Linked DNA regions of Mus musculus: region 2 is linked to region 1. A link is a loop called in an ENCODE intact Hi-C map of the cell type or tissue named here. Cell type or tissue: heart. All regions are shown on one strand.

The links. A loop is a pair of places that touch in the nucleus more often than their neighbours do. Peaks named below come from ENCODE experiments on the same cell type or tissue, not always from the same donor. Only the 100,000 strongest peaks of a DNase experiment are listed, where the experiment ranks them.
Region 2: it touches region 1 in a loop (3-fold over the local background); 10 of 42 quality-filtered maps call a loop at or near these places.

The regions. Positions count from the first base shown.
Region 1 is chr13:80,879,074-80,887,073 of GRCm38, forward strand. Arrdc3 (arrestin domain containing 3) reads left to right here and starts at 4,349. Exons shown (of 8, transcript NM_001042591.1): 1 at 4,349-4,856. The coding sequence starts at 4,577. In heart, no CTCF peak of the experiment used is centred here; DNase peaks (open chromatin) are centred at 4,258, 5,768, 6,528, 7,018 and 1 weaker place; H3K4me3 peaks cover 4,675 bases; H3K27ac peaks cover 4,817 bases.
Region 2 is chr13:80,936,682-80,944,681 of GRCm38, forward strand. It overlaps 5430425K12Rik (RIKEN cDNA 5430425K12 gene), which reads left to right and starts at 3,722. Exons shown (of 5, transcript NR_103550.1): 1 at 3,722-3,973; 2 at 4,525-4,616. In heart, a CTCF peak has its summit at 4,339 (motif pointing left); DNase peaks (open chromatin) are centred at 2,720, 3,910 and 4,380; H3K27ac peaks cover 555 bases.

The DNA.
Region 1 (8,000 bases):
TTTTTTAAAATAAAGTTGGATATTATACCAAGGTAAGGATATCATGGGTAGCATTCACTTTAAAAAGAAAAATTACTCTCTATTTTATTTATTTATTTATTTATTTATTTATTTATTTAATGTACATTGGTATTTTGACCACATGTATGTCTGTGTGAGGGTGTTGGATCCCTGGGAACTGAGTTACAGACAGTTGTAAGCTGCCATGTGGATGCTAGGAATAGAACCAAGGTCCTCTGGAAGAACAGCCAGTGCTCTTAACCTCTGAGCCATCTCTCCAGCCCCAAGGATTCACTTTTTAAATAAGGGTGATTTGAACTTAATATTTTTTTAAGATTTATTTATTTATTTTTATGTATATGAGTACACTGTAGCTGTGATGGTTGTGAGCAACCATGTGGTTGCTGGGATTTGAACTCAGGACCTTCGGAAGAGCAGTCAGTGCTCTTAACCGCTGAGCCGTATCTCCAGCTCTTGAATTTATTTTTAATTCATCAGTCTCATCTGATTTTTCTTTGTGTGCTGTTAGATAAATATATATATATATATAAAATAATAAAAAATTTTTAAAAAGTATCTTCCCATATAATTCTATAACCTTACAGTGAGCTTATGCTTAACACTGGTAGTCAACATTTATCGAGCCAAATGAGGGCAGAGAGGGCAGTGAAATGCCATCTTCTGGTTAGACTCCTCATGAAGTCACAGAAACTGCAGGTTACCTGCACAAGACCAAGCCAAGCAAAATCCTAGCCTAGATTAGAACGGTGCTCTGTAGTCTCCATCTCTTCCTGGGGAGCTAATGGCTACTGGAGAAGAAAGAATCACTCTTTGGTGGGTTTCTTTGGGAGGAGCTTGTGTCCCACAGATAAGACAGCCTGACACAAGTCTTTCAAAGTCCAAAATGATAAAGCATTGAAAGTCTGACAGATTTTCCCAAGTGAAATACATACATAACTATAAGGAGTCAGGCTAATCCTGAGTAGGAATTTCTGATGCATCTTCTCTCCTGTAAAATATGCTGGTTGACACAGTTGCTGCAAAAATCAAAAGGTTTATATTACAAAAATAATAAAATAAATCCAAGTGCCAGTTATGTGTGAGAATTTACCAAGCCATAGATGAAATGTGCTGTCTCACAACAAAAGGTCACTTGAAAACATCTTCTAGAGTAGCACGCCCTCAACCAACTTTTAGACTTAAGTCACCTCACCTGCAAGTGTCCCATGAGACACTCTCTTGATTGATTTTAACCATAACTAGTCAAGTGAAATTCTCCCCAAGCAGGAACAACAGCAACATGAACAGTGAGCTGATGGTGGATTAAGATCATCTCCTGAGGATGTTCAATGACTGTAAGTAAGGGTAGTTAACAACGGTAACACTAACCGGATGCGTGAAACCCTCCACAACGCACATAGAAAAGGTGGCAGCCACAGGTAACGTCTGGGTTTTTATTATATTATTTTTTGATATTTTCTTTGTCTGTCTTATTGGTGGCTACTGTTTTTGTCTGTTGTTTGTTTGTTTGTTTGTCTTGTTTTTAACAGGATCTCAGATAGCCAAGACTGGACTTGAATCCCTGATACTTCTGCCTCTACCCCTACCCCCAAATCTAGGATTACAGGTGCCCCAACCATGCCTGGCTTTTAGAAACCTCATTATCAAGAGAGACTACTAGGTGACGGGAAGGGCAACATTCCCCTAGTACAAACTTTCAGTCAGTAAAATGTGAATTTCCTAGGAGCCGATTCCTCTTGGTGACTCTCGCCTTTAAATTACATATTGGCAACAACAAGCCAAGCCAACAAAGGGGGCAGAAGATGTACTTGACAGGAGGAGAGACTTAGCAGATGAGTAGGAGGACAAAGCATATGAGATGTAGGCTGGGTTGCAGCAGGAAAGAGCCTTGGTGTGAAGATGAATAGCTGAAATCTAAATCAAAATACAATAGTGTCCCAGTGAAACATCAGAGAAGCCCAAGATAGCACGCCACAACCCAGCACTCCCAGCTGTCTCAAGGGGAGACATTTTGAGTCTGCAAATGCAAAGTTATTAAAATCAAAGAGAAATAACATACAAAATTTGACCTAAGCATAACATTTCTTTTAGAAATGAAAATATACACAAGTACTTAGAGGTACCAGCATATTTGTTTGTTCGTCATGCTTTTGTGGCTTCAATAACTAGGAGGGGAAAGCCAAATGAATCAAATATACTTGTTTACACACTTGAGGAATACTATGTAACAAAACCTCAAAAGGAAAAGGGGACCAAAGGGAAATAAATGCAACATGGGTAAAAATTATTGGTTAAGGTTTAGCATGTGTCCATTACTAAAGTCTTTGAGAAGTCACATTAGACTAATAGCAAAGTAAATCTAATGAAGCAAAAGATCCTAGGAGCATCAAATAAAAGAGGGAGCAATACAGGGATGGTGTTGATTCCCCATTAGAAACTTTACAAACTACAAACAATACTAGGATCCTTTTCCATTAAATGCAATTCTCAGGCTCTTACATAGTGATCCTTAATTTTCAGAAATGTGATACAGTTCACAGCACCCACGTAGCCACGTTCACATCTATAACTCCAGTAACAGGGAGTCTGAGGCCACCGATCTTCTGGCTTAACAGGTTCCAGAACACACAATGCGTGCTCTTACATAGATATACATACATAAATAAAATTTAAAAAATAATGTAAATTCTCGTTGTGCCCACTTTTAACTCCACTCCTTGCTCAATCTTCTGTGGTGTCTAATGCTGAAATCCACCTCATACTGAAGGAAACTTGACATTCTAGCAAAGACGTGGCTGTTACCACTAGGGGGAGAAAAACACCAATAGTATTTGTTACCAACCCTTAGCCCAAGGGTTAGACACTTTACCTGGATTATCCACCAGGTGTCAACCAAGAGAAGAAAGTTGCCCCTACCCCCCACCCCGGACCAAATACACAGATGTGTAATTTTATGCATAAAAAGCTAAACTCTTCTTGGCTTTTCCAGTAATTATTCTTCACATAGTTATATTTTAGGTTTTTTTTTTCAGTTCAAGTGTCAAGTTCAATCTAACTAAACATGTAGATTTTTTTTCTTTTTTAAATAAAGAAAACAGCAAGATGAATGTGTTTAGTTTGTTGTGATTCGACCTATCCAGATTTATCATTCAAAAAAAAAATCTAATGTTTAACTATGGACAACCAACCCCCCACATTTTTTGGTTAGGCATAATACAGGATTTTATAACATAGCCCTGTTATGAGGTTATGTTGATTGTTAATGATCTATTACCCCCTAAATCCTGGTGATGTTTATGACTGAGTATTTTACTCAAGGCATTAAAAAAGGAGAAATGTGCCTGTATTTAAAGATGCAGCACGGCAATTAGCATGTTGAATTAAAAGTAAGGCTTAACAAAATTAAGCCTCACTTATATAACAAATCATACTTAAAAACCAAAAACCACCTTATATGCTTTCCTAAGGCTTTTCAGTCTGTTGTAAACAATGTCAGCTAAATGACTATGTTCAAACCGCCTCTTATGAGGTGGTAATTAGGGGTGTGAGCTCTATTCTTATTCCTGATACAGGAGTTGTAATCGAGTCATTCCCTGCAAAAGGAGCAAAAGGTGATGTCTTGAAAAAGGACTTTTTCTCCCTTCGAGGAAGTGGTCAGGCCTACACACTACACAGACAACTTGATTGGGTTTGATGCTGTAGGAGCTGAAGACGGGAGCTGCCTGGAGCATTGTTCTTTGGCTCCTCAGGCCTTGGCTTAGTCCATTGCCACCCAGCCTACAAAGTCCTGCTTGCTTTTGTTATTTCTATCCAAGTCAACAACGCTTTCTTCTATGAACAATATTTGTCTGCTTTTTATTACGTTTCTTTTGAAATTCATTAGCTCAGACTCGGGCCACCAACCGCTTGCCCAACTGGTTTCTCCCCTTCCCCCACGGCTCGCACGTCCTCCGGGTCCGCGGCCCAGGCGCACACTCCTGGCCTGGCGCCGCCGGGTCCCTCTGCTCAGCTCCGGGAGCGCGTGCGGGGCCGGCGCTGCGGCCGCGGCGGGGGTGGCGGGGGTGGCGGGGGTGGCGGGGGTGGCGGGGGTGGCGGGGGTGGCGGGGTGCCCGCCTGCCAATCGCAGCGGCCCATGCACCGAAGTCGGCGGCGCCCGCTCCACACCTACTGTACCGGGAGCGTGCGGCAAGAGCCGGGCGCGCGCCGCGCGGGAGGGAGCGCGCTGGAAGGCTGGCCGCAGTCGCAGCCTGCGCCTGCGCACTAGGGTTGTTTTTCACAAAGCTGCTCTTAAAGTGAGCTGGCAGCCTCCAGCCGCCCGTCTTTGTAAGGAGACCACTGAGACGAGCAGGAGCGTGGAGCAGCGGCTTCTCTGCTGCCCTGACTTTTTAAGAAATCTCAATGAACTATTTGTAGACAATCACTGATCCTGCCTGCATGATTTTTTTTTCTTGCACGGCAAAGACACCCATCAGTGTTAAGTGAAGATCACATCTTATATGCGATCTTGACTTTTTTTTTGGTCTTACATTATATTTTTATAGATTTTGTTATAATCATGGTGCTGGGAAAGGTAAAGAGTTTGACAATAAGCTTTGACTGTCTTAATGACAGTAATGTCCCCGTGTATTCTAGCGGGGACACTGTCTCAGGAAGGGTAAATTTAGAAGTTACCGGGGAGATCAGAGTAAAATCTCTTAAAATTCACGCAAGAGGACATGCGAAAGTACGGTGGACGGAATCAAGAAACGCCGGCTCCAATACTGCCTATACACAGAATTACACTGAAGAAGTAGAATATTTCAACCATAAAGACATCTTAATTGGGCACGAAAGAGGTAAGTTTTTAATTAGTCACTACATTCGACTTCTTTGCATGAGAACTTTAATCTCATTTAGTGCAGTTCTAATCGGCAGTTTGTTAAAGGTTAGCAAACTTAGAAGCTGTAGTTTCTCCTTGACGTTCAAGCGTGTTAAGCCTTAATCCATGCAGGCGTCTGCAAAGTGAGTGCAAACTGCACTTAACTACATCTGTAACCGGCTTCATATCTGCCATACGCACCTTACAACGTGTTTAAATGTGACTCCGTCGTTTTACTAATATTTTCAAATTCATTTGCAAAAGCTGCAGTCCGATATTGGATTTCCTTTATTTTACAATCTTAGATACAGAAATGAGCTCCAATAAAGAACTGTAGTGACATTTAAGAAGGTTGCTAGATGTATCTGATTTTGATATTAACGTGCAAACGACTTTGAGGACTTGATTATTGTTCTTTGATAAAGGGCTTCCATCCCTTATTTTGACATATGGCACCAACACCCCCACGTGTTTTCCCCCTATTTTTCCCAATTCCCTTTAAAATGTACATCAAGCATCGTTTATTTCAAAGAATAATGTCTATCATTATGCAAACTATTAAGTCAGTTTTAGAAGCCATTCGGGGTCAGTGATTTTCTTCTCGGAGCATCATGTCTAACTTTGGAACGTGGATTCAATGAAACCCATGGCAGACAGATGGAATTGAAAAGTATATGACACATCGGATTTGGGTTTGGGGTATAAGACGAAGATTGAAGCATTGTCAAAGGGAGAAGGGGTCCTGAGATTTGCAATCTGTTGTTTAAGTGCCTACATTGTGGAAATACAGGCGACTCCAAGCTTGTTTTTCTAAGTTTCCACCCTTTGTTAGAAGCGGTTCAATCCTGTTTCGGACCAGTTCTGGGGGATGGTGAGGAGGGGCGCTTGTTCTCCTCTCAGCAGATTGGTTACACGCGTCAGGTGGTGGCGATGACTTAATTCCTAGTCCAAGAAGAATATAATGTTAAAACTGGTTATGTAATTTGTTTCTCCTTTCTAATGCAGTATTTTAGTGCAAATACTGGCGACTTTTCAGATAGAGGAATACTTTGTTTTTTTTTAATATCTAAAATGTACATCCTAGGGAGACGTTAATTGAACTTAAGGCAAGTGGGAAATGGAGGATGCTTTAAGTTACACAGAATTAATGTATCGTCTTTTAAATATGAAGGCGAAGCCAATTCTTAGGGTTTACGCACCTACACCAGGGTATTCCAAATACTGAATGGTTCCCTAGTTCTTTTTTTGCAGCGTCCACACGGATGGGGCGTACAATGCCTAATGACAGCGCTCTCGTTTTTTTTTAAAAAAAAAAAAAAAAAGGGCAGGCACATGAATTTGCTTTTGAGCCTGCTTGGACGTTGCAGCCTTTAATGAAATAAGAAGAGACAAAGACTTTTGCCTCGAAGAGTTCAGACTTGTAGTGGGGGGTATAGATAGAGAGTTCTGTGGACAAACACTTGATCCATTGCACCACGATCTCACGGTTAGGATAACTACCTGCACCCTGCGAGGTGCCCCGGCAAGCCTGGCTACGCGTGGACGGGCTCGCAGGGCTGGAATAGTTTCAATGACTTCAAACTGGCAGCTCGCTCTCAAACTAGCCTGGTAGCTGAGCGCCCGCCCCAGGCGCCCGGCGATAGGCGGAGCAGCGTTTGTTAGCCTGTTGCTAAGGCGATGCCAGGCGTTGATTGGATTGGGCTGGTGGGGGTGGGGAGGATCAAGCCGGCTCGCGCCGGTTGGGGCGAGGCTTGGAACCGGCGTGCGCCGGTAAAGGTCCCTCCTGGCCCGCCACCTCGGCTTCTGGGCGCGCCCCTCGCCCAGCGCAGCCGCCGCAGGTGCCATTGCCTTGGGTGCAGGCTCGGTTCCCACCGGGGACTGAGAAACGTGCGGGCGTCAGGGTCGCCCCGGGGCTGGTACCTGTCTGACCCGAGGGGACGTGACAGAGGCTGGGCATTGCAGAGAACGCTGCGGCCAGCTCGGCCTCGCCCATTATTCCCCCCCGGGCCTTCGCCTCCCTGCCGCCGCCCCAGTTCCCCCCGGCTGTAACTGTGTAGGTGTCAGGGTGGCCTGAGCCAGATTGAACCGGTCACCGGCTGGGGCGTGGAAAGCGGAAGCGCGGCGCGCGGTGGCCCCGCCCCCGGCTCAGCAGGCTAGGCTGCGCGGGCGCGAGCGCCGCGCGACGTATGCCGTATGTATAGCGGGGCGCGCGGAGCGCGGGCGCGAGCGGGCGGGCCGGCTGAGAGCTGCTCAGCGCCGGTTTAGGCCGGTCCTCTCCTGCTCCAGTCTAGTTCTTGATTGACAGCCAGGCACTTGTTTACCACGGCGCGGCGGCCGCCGCTCGCCTCAATGAGACTGCTGAGCTGGCACAAAAGGGAACCGGGAGGAAGAAAGGGAGAGGGAGGCGAAGTTTGAGCGCCTTGGAGGGAGCGAATTGACGGGCCACGGTCCCCTGGCCGGTCCTCAGGGCTGACACTTAGAGGGGCTCCCCAGGAGGCGCGGGCAGGAGTGTGCAGAAATGGGCGGGTCACGATGATTTGGGGAGGAAAATCATATTTTGTATGTATTTTCAGTACTTAGGTGAAGTGTAATGATGCAGCGCCAGCCCCCACCTCCATCCCATTCTAATTAAAAAGGATTGCCCATCAAGTAACGCTAGTAAGACTTTGGTATATTACGGAGAAAGCCAAAAGGACCTTTTCACATTTTTGATTTATTTTCACGACACACACACACACACACACAAATGAATCCGAGCAGAAGAAATGGGTTAAGTGAAAGCTTATACCCCCACCCCGCCCCCGCCCAAGCCCCTACAAATGGAAACTACCCAATTAGACTTAAGGATGTTGAAAAAAATGGTTTCTTTGTAAGCATCTTTTAAATTCTGTGCCTTGTAATTAAACTTATAAAAACAGATTTCAGTCTGCTGCTAAAACCAGTTGAGTGTTGAATATTGTCTAAGTAAACAATTGTATTTAGCTTTTAAACAGTTGCTTACCCCTTTCCTTTTGACAGGGTCCCCTCTGGGTGGCCCTGAGTCCCAGGGGTCCTCCCAACTCTGCTTCCAGGGTGGAACTGGAACAGTCTTCTCTAGAAAGCCAGTAGCCATCAAAAACTG
Region 2 (8,000 bases), 58 kb after region 1:
GAGTCACTCTGGTGTGAGCTATTTAAACAGAGGCTTCCAGGACACACACACGCAGCACTCCACTTAGACAAGGCCCAAGCTTCTAGTTTGGCTTCCCAGAGCCAATTCAGTTCCATTTCCATCCTCTTTTTTCCATACTGTCTATCCCATTATGGGGGAGTACTGACTCCTTAACTCAGGTGGAGCATGCTCAGCTAACACAGGGGACCTTAGCACTGGAGGTACCCAATTCCACTTCCAAATATTCGTATGCAATAATGTCTTTTTTTTTACTTTATTTTTCTTTCTTTCTTTCTTTCTTTCTTCCTTTCTTTCTGTCTTTCTTTCTTTCTTTCTTTCTTTCTTTCAAGTCTTCAATATTAACAAATATTGTTTGTTAATATTGAAGAGTGTGTATGAAGGTACAGAAATCACTGAAGGGTGTGCATGGAGGTACAGAAATGGTTAAAAGACAAGTAAGAGCTAAATAAAGAATTATCCACTGAGGAACACCGAATGGCTGAGAAGCACCTAAAGAAATGTTCACCATCCTTAGTCATCAGGGAAATACAAACCAAAACAACCCTGAGATTCCACCTCACACCAGTCAGAATGGCTAAGATAAAAAATTCAGGTGACAGCAGATGCTGGTGAGGATGTGGAGAAAGAGGGACACTCCTCCACTGGTGGGTTTGCAAGCTGGTACAACCACTCTGGAAATCATTCTGGCGGTTCCTCAGAAAATTGGACGTACTGCTACTAGAAGATCCAGCAATTCTTCTCTTGGGCATATACCCAGAAGATGTTCCGACTGGTAATAAGGACACATGCTTCACTATGTTCATAGCAGCCTTATTTATAATAGCCAGAAGCTGGAAAGAACCCAGATGTCCCTCAACAGAGGAATGGTTACAGAAAATGCGGTACATTTACACAATGGAGTACTACTACTCAGCTATTAAAAACAATGAATTCATGAAATTCTTAGGCAAATGAGTAGAACTAGGAAATATCATCCTGAGTGAGGTAACACAATCACAAAAGAACACACATGATATGCACTCACTGATAAGTGGATATTAGCACAGAAGTTCAGAATACCCAAGATACATTCACAGACTCAAGAAGGAAGAAACTCAAGAAGGAAGACCAGAGTGTGGATACTTTGGCTCTTCTTAGAAGGGGGAACAAAATGCCCATGGAAGGAAATACAGAAAAAAAGTGTAGAGCAGAAACTGAAGGAAAGGCCATCCAGAGACTGCCCTACTGGGGTATCCATCCCATATACAATCACGAAACCAAGACACTATTGTGGATGCCAACAAGGGCTTGCTGACAGGAGCCTGAGATAGCTGCCTCCTGAAAGGCTTTGCCAGTGACTGACAAATACAGAAATGGATGCTCACAGCCATCCATTGGACTGAACACAGGGTCCCCATTGGAGGAGCTAGAGAAAGGACCCAAGGAGCTGAAAGGGTTTTCAGCCCCATAGGAGGAACAACAATATGAACCAGTCAGTATCCCCAGAGCTCCCTGGGACTAAACCACCAACCAAAGAGTACACATGGAGGGACCCATGGCTCCAGCCACATATGTAACAGAGGATGGCCTTGTGGGACATCAGTGAGAGGAGAGGCCTTTGGTCCTGTGAAGGCTCTATGCCCCAGTATAGGAGAATGCCAGGACAGGGAAGCAGGAGTGGGTGGGTTAATGAGCAGGGGGAGGGAGGATGGGCTAGGGGATTTTCAAAGGAGAAACAAGGAAAGGAAATAACATTTGAAAAGTAAATAAGAGGCAGGCGGATTTCTGAGTTTGAGGCCAGCCTGGTCTACAAAGTGAGTTCCAGGACAGCCAGGGCTACACAGAGAAACCCTGTCTCGGAAAAAAAAAAAAAAAAAAAAAGAAAAGAAAAGTAAATAAAGAAAATATCTCATAAAAAGGGGGGGCATGAAATCAGAAGGGACACATAGAGAGGTAAAGGTCTGGAGAGGGAAAAGAGGAAAATGGCAGATGGTCATGATCACAATTTATTGCATAAATTTATTATCAATTCAGTCTCATAAATTTGTCCCAATTAAAACTTTCAACGACGGAGTGTTAAAATATTATTTTAAATATATCTGGCTAATCTACCTCAAAACAAAACAAAACAAAACAAAGGACAAGTAAGAGAGAGACCTTGCTGAGCATGCTGGCACTCTGGAGCTTCAACATTTGGGAGAGATTCCTTGTGTTTAGTAGCTCACAGCCTAGTGAAGACTATAATCAGCCAACCACAGTACACGATGTGCTGGTTCTGAGACAGGTGAGCACAGGATCATGATGTCAATGATCCTCTGGACCTACTTTCTGGAGGAGGGAAGGGGGAGGACCTCTACTGTTCACATTTCCATCTGGGAATGAAGGAATGCCCTGTAGGAGCAAATGCAGAGAGGCATCAAGGAAATGCAGGAGATGCGAATTTCTGAAGGGCTTTTCAGTTCTCATGGCAATGTCTGTTTCTCCCTGATGGCCAGCCTTTGCCTGGTTTGACCTGGCTGTGCCAGATCTAGCTGCTATGAGTTCTGCTGCTGCTGCTGCTGCTGGCTCTGCACCCCCCCCCCCTGCCCCGCTCCCAACTGGTCCTTTAGGCACTCCTTTCCATGTGTCAGATGAGGACTCCTTTCCCATTAGCTTGCCATCCACAGGCAGTGCAGTCCAGCCCAGACAGCTGCCTTTGGCTTTGAAAACTGCCTGGCTCACTTCCCCACCAGTCTGTGAAGGAGTCCAACATGCCACTTGATGTCACATGTGTTGCAGGTGTTGTGGATGAAATTGCTACAGGAGCTGGATGTAAATGATGTCATTGGGCAAGACGGGACTTGGCATGCCCACGTTTGTCCAAATGCTGTTCATATCTCCCAGCGAAAAGATGTTGTAAATAAAGAGAACAAGCACAAACTGATCTTAAAGACTGAGCATAAACAAGAGCTGTCCTGGGCACTATGGAAAAGCTTGCAGTTCTCATAGTAAGACTACCCTTGTGTTAGAAACCTGTTGTGCAGACTGAGGAAGTGAAGGCTCAGACAGGTTCAGAGACTTATGCAAGGTCCCACAACTCCACAGATCCCTTTATTCTCTCTCTCTCTCTCTCTCTCTCTCTCTCTCTCTCTCTCACACACACACACACACACACACACTCATAACACACTCACACCTGTATACTGACTCACACACACACTCACACACATTTACACTCATTCATAAATACACACACACACACACACACACACACACTCATAACACACTCACACCTGTATACTGACTCACACACACACTCCCACACATTTACACTCATACATAAATACACACACACACACACACACACACACACACACACACTACTGAGGACAGCAGCCAAGGCCCTGCATATACTAAGCATAGGACTATATAAACAGTTACAGATTACTGTTTATCTTGAATCTGAACACAAATCAACGTGTTCTTTAAACTTTGGACTGGTTTACAGCAGGAACCATGAGATATTAGCATTGTACTAAGATTTCTGATTCCAGGCTGATTATCAGTTTTCTAGGAGTCAAACAAACATAGGGCATTTAGCCTGGGCCTATGAAGTCATGTTCATAAACATGCTATCAATCTAAATACATTGGCTTGAAAGGAAGCAGCAAAGCAATACTAACATAAAGGTCATCAGATAAAAATGTGGTTAAATATATGTGCATTCCCAGAACTACACTAGGGAGAAGATGGGGGAAAGTATGCCTGTTTTTGTGACTTGTTGGTAACTGCCGAGTTCTTTTCCTTGGGACTAAAAACAATTTACAGCATTGCCAACAGCATTCAGTACATTCAGAACAGGATCATTTCACCCAGAGCTGACCGAAGGCCTTGCTCGGGACAGCATCGAGGACGGCTGTCCAGCAGACAGGGGAGTATGCCAGGTTCAGCAAGTGAAAAGCCAAGCAGGGCCATTTTAAGCAACACAGCTTATGTAAGTGAGAGCTAACTGTCTCACTGGAAGTGGGTCAGACAGGAGCTGGGAGAACTGGGGTCCTTATGACCCCAGTGAAACCTACAGATAGCTTTCCTTTGCATCTCTTAGAATGTGACTAGTTATGAAACAATGTCAGAGTTCAGTTCAGGCCTCTGTATTTCCCACCCTCTTCTTGTTTCCAAATGGTTTTCTTTCTCCCTTTCTTCATTGGAATATGCTAAGCTAAGCGAGGCACACATCATTTGATAGAGTTTGATAATGTGACTGCTGGGAACAGGGAAAAAAGGTAGGGGATAAAGAAAGATCCTTTTTGCGGCTCACAGCTGTGATTCAGTTCTGACTCAAGAGGAAGTGTGCCACCTACTGACTCCCAGAAACCACTTCCGGTGGCTGTTTGGTTTATTCTGGAGGCATCAGGCCAGGCCAGGGACTGCCCTGCCCTGACCCTTGCCTGGCTCTCCAGAGCCAAGGCGTTCACAGCTTGAGTTGGTTTGGCCTAAGACTCTTGAGAACATTACAGATTAAATTTCAAGTGTTTCGTTTCCTAGCAAAGAGTCTTTAGCAACATAAAAACGAGCATGTGTTATTTGCAAACCATCTGAACCATTACTCAACCTGAATGTTCCTAAGTTTTTGCAAGGTATGTATTCTGGATGACCGCTCTCCAGCGATCTGAATGTAATTAGTTTTTCCTGTGGGCAGCTCGGGCAGTCTGTAGGGTGGCACTAGCTGCATGAGTCTTCATGGGAGCCCTTTAATCGGTGAAGCAACACTGGACTTGTTCTCATGGGTCCCTGTGTCTGAGCAAGTGCTCAGCCTATGTATGCAGATGGGTTGGGGGAAGTGGTGTGTGGCAGCCACACAGTGTTGCCCTCATACCAGAACTGTACTCTGCCCTCTAGAAATGGGGCCCTGGCTGACCACTGGAGCTCACTTTGGAGTCAACTTTTCTTGAAGGAGCCCCCAAGTACCTTCTTTAATGTAGGGACATATAGAAGAAGGAAAGCGGGTGGGGGGGGGGGCGATGGAGGTAGCCTCAACATTACTTTTTGCTGTATTGGCAGGTGAAAAGAGGAGTAGTAAGTGGTTTGGTTCCATAATGTCATCTTCAAACAGACTAAAGGTTTTTGATTGTTTTTAATCCTAGGTGGTTTAAGATTCCACAGTGCCAGCATACATATGCTCTCTCAATGATTCAAGTTCCAGAAGTGGTTCTGCATGTAGATCAATACTAGAGATCTCAAGGATCACTTCTGAGGGTTAAAAAGGCTTCTTTCCTCAGATTGCATAGGAATCCCTAATGGCAGAGAACAGATAGTGCCTCCCCTGCTCCGCTGATGTGTGAAAGAACGCCTGCAAACCCCTGGAGTGGGCAGCGAACAATCTGTCCGTGTCAGCCAGCTGTCCTGAGGAGTCCTGAGCTACACAGCGGCCAGAGTGGTGCTCGCACCTGTCCTGGAAGGGGGAGCTTTCCTTGTGCCCCCTTTTAGTGTCATTACCATGTCTTCTCCCATGATTTCAGTTCTACCTGATAAGGCCAGACAGTTCCTCAGCGTATGATCGGTAACCTATGGTTAACGATGGAATTCTCTGACTGCACTCTCTTAGCCTGTGTAAATGCATGCATTTCTTTGGGAAAATGATAAAATATATGAAAAAATAACCACAGGCTGAAATGTCCTGTCAAAAAGATATCTAAAGTACATGCAAAGTGTTTGCCAATTAAGTACATGTGAGTAACATTTTTCCAAATTATAATACTCAACATCTTAAAAGGTATATGTAATCCAAACCAGATCATTTTTTCTTTTGCTCTAAGGCTACTCTCCATCTGACATAAAGAGGAGATGGAGATCTACCCCTATGTCTCTCAGGCCAGTTGAACCTCTGATACAGTTTCTGCTTCTTCTTCTTACCTATCATGCCATTTGACTCAAGAAAGCACACAGACTGCATTCTAACTCGGCCTTTCAAAGTCCAGATAATCTAAACATTGTTCATTAAGTACTTTCCTGACAACAGTAGCAAAAAGATAAATTGATTTATAATAATTCCAGAAGCCTGAAGACAATACTTAAACCTTCATCTTGTGTGCAATTTTGTTAGTTCCTATTGTTTTTATTAATCACCCTGTAATCTACTATGTAACCTCTGACCTATAGTAAATGCTTAATAGCTATCTTATTAATAAATTTCAGCATTTACTCTCCAAATAACAAAAAGTATTATTCTGTTTTCTAAGTTTTAAAAAACATTTTATATGAAGTACTTGCACACATATATATATAGATCATCAGGAAAGAATGCAATTTTCTGTCATTAATTCTTTTTGACAAGGTCTCCTGGAGTCCATGCTGGCCTTAATCTCACTACATAGCTGAAGCTCACTGCTTAGCTTGCATATGTGTGCCAGCACATCTGGTTAATACGATACCCAGGATGGGATCCAGGGTGGAAGCAGGATTTTATCCCTGCTAGTAAGCACTCTACCTACTGAGCTACATCACCAGCCTCCACATGCTTTATGATGTTACTTTTGGTTCAATGTCACAAAAAATTATATTGAACTCTTGACCAATCTATTTTTTCCATTGGAATATTGGCCCAAATAAGAAATAACATCAAGGAAAAATTATCCTTTGGCAGGAAAAATGTCCTTTCTAAATTCTTGTGTGTTTTGTTTTGATTTTTCCTTAGTGACTGGAGGCCAGTTTCAATCCATTCCGGCACAGATTCCAAATTTTCAATCTGGTTTTCCTGAATACAGACTGAGTGCCAAGAATGAGACAATGAGACAGAATCACCACCAATACATTCACATACAGATACACAGGCACACACACAGAGATACGTAGACACAAACATATAGATTCACACAGGCACACAAAGATACACAAAAGACACACAGAAATAAACACAGAGACACACAGATATACACACCAATACACACAAAGGCACACACAAAAATGTAGATATATATATACAGATACACACAGAGATACACACAAATACACAGAGATACACACAGGGACACACAGAAATATAGAGGCACATACAGATATACATACAGGACACACACACACAGATACATACAGATGCATACAGAAACACACACACACACAAACACACAGAAATACACACCCACAGAGAAATGCAGAGACTCATACAGATACACACAGAAATAAACACAGGGACACACAGAGGTATACAAATACATACACAAAGAAATATACAGACACACACAGAAACACACCGAGATACACACAGAGATAGACACAGAGACACATACAGACAGATACATACAGATTCACACAAACACACACAGAAATACAGACACACACAGATATACACAGAATTAGATACAGATATACACAGATATACACAGAATTAGATACAGATACACACAGACTCACACAGAGATGCACAACTATACATAGACACATACAAAGATACTCATAAACACACAAACCATACACAGACATATACAGATATACACACAGGTACACACACACACACACACACACACACACACACACACACACACATGACCCAAGGAGGATTGTTGTGAGTCGTAGGCCAGTATGTAGTGATTAGACTGGCTGGTGAGACCCTGAATTTAAAAAAAAAAATGAAAATGATGCTAATTGTCTTCAGTGAATAGTTTCAGGACAGCGGTTTTTTATGGATTGGGATACACTGGTCATCACTTCAGAGAGAAAAATGCATGAATATTATCTAGTAATGTAAAGAAAAGTTCCATTTGTTCTGAGTCACAACACTCCTCCTTGGGTCATTTTCCTGAATAGCTGTAGGCATTAGCTACTAAGTCCCACTCTCTATGGTTTTTCCATTTGACATTTTCAGTGTTTGGAGTAAGCAATGACTATACTATATACAATGATTATATATTAAACAAACAGTGATTTTGTATTAACCTAAGAATAAAAAAGAGAGCAAATATTTTTGGCAACCAGAAGAGAATCACATGTTTAGTGTAGTGGATAGCAATCCTCTTAAGGATGCA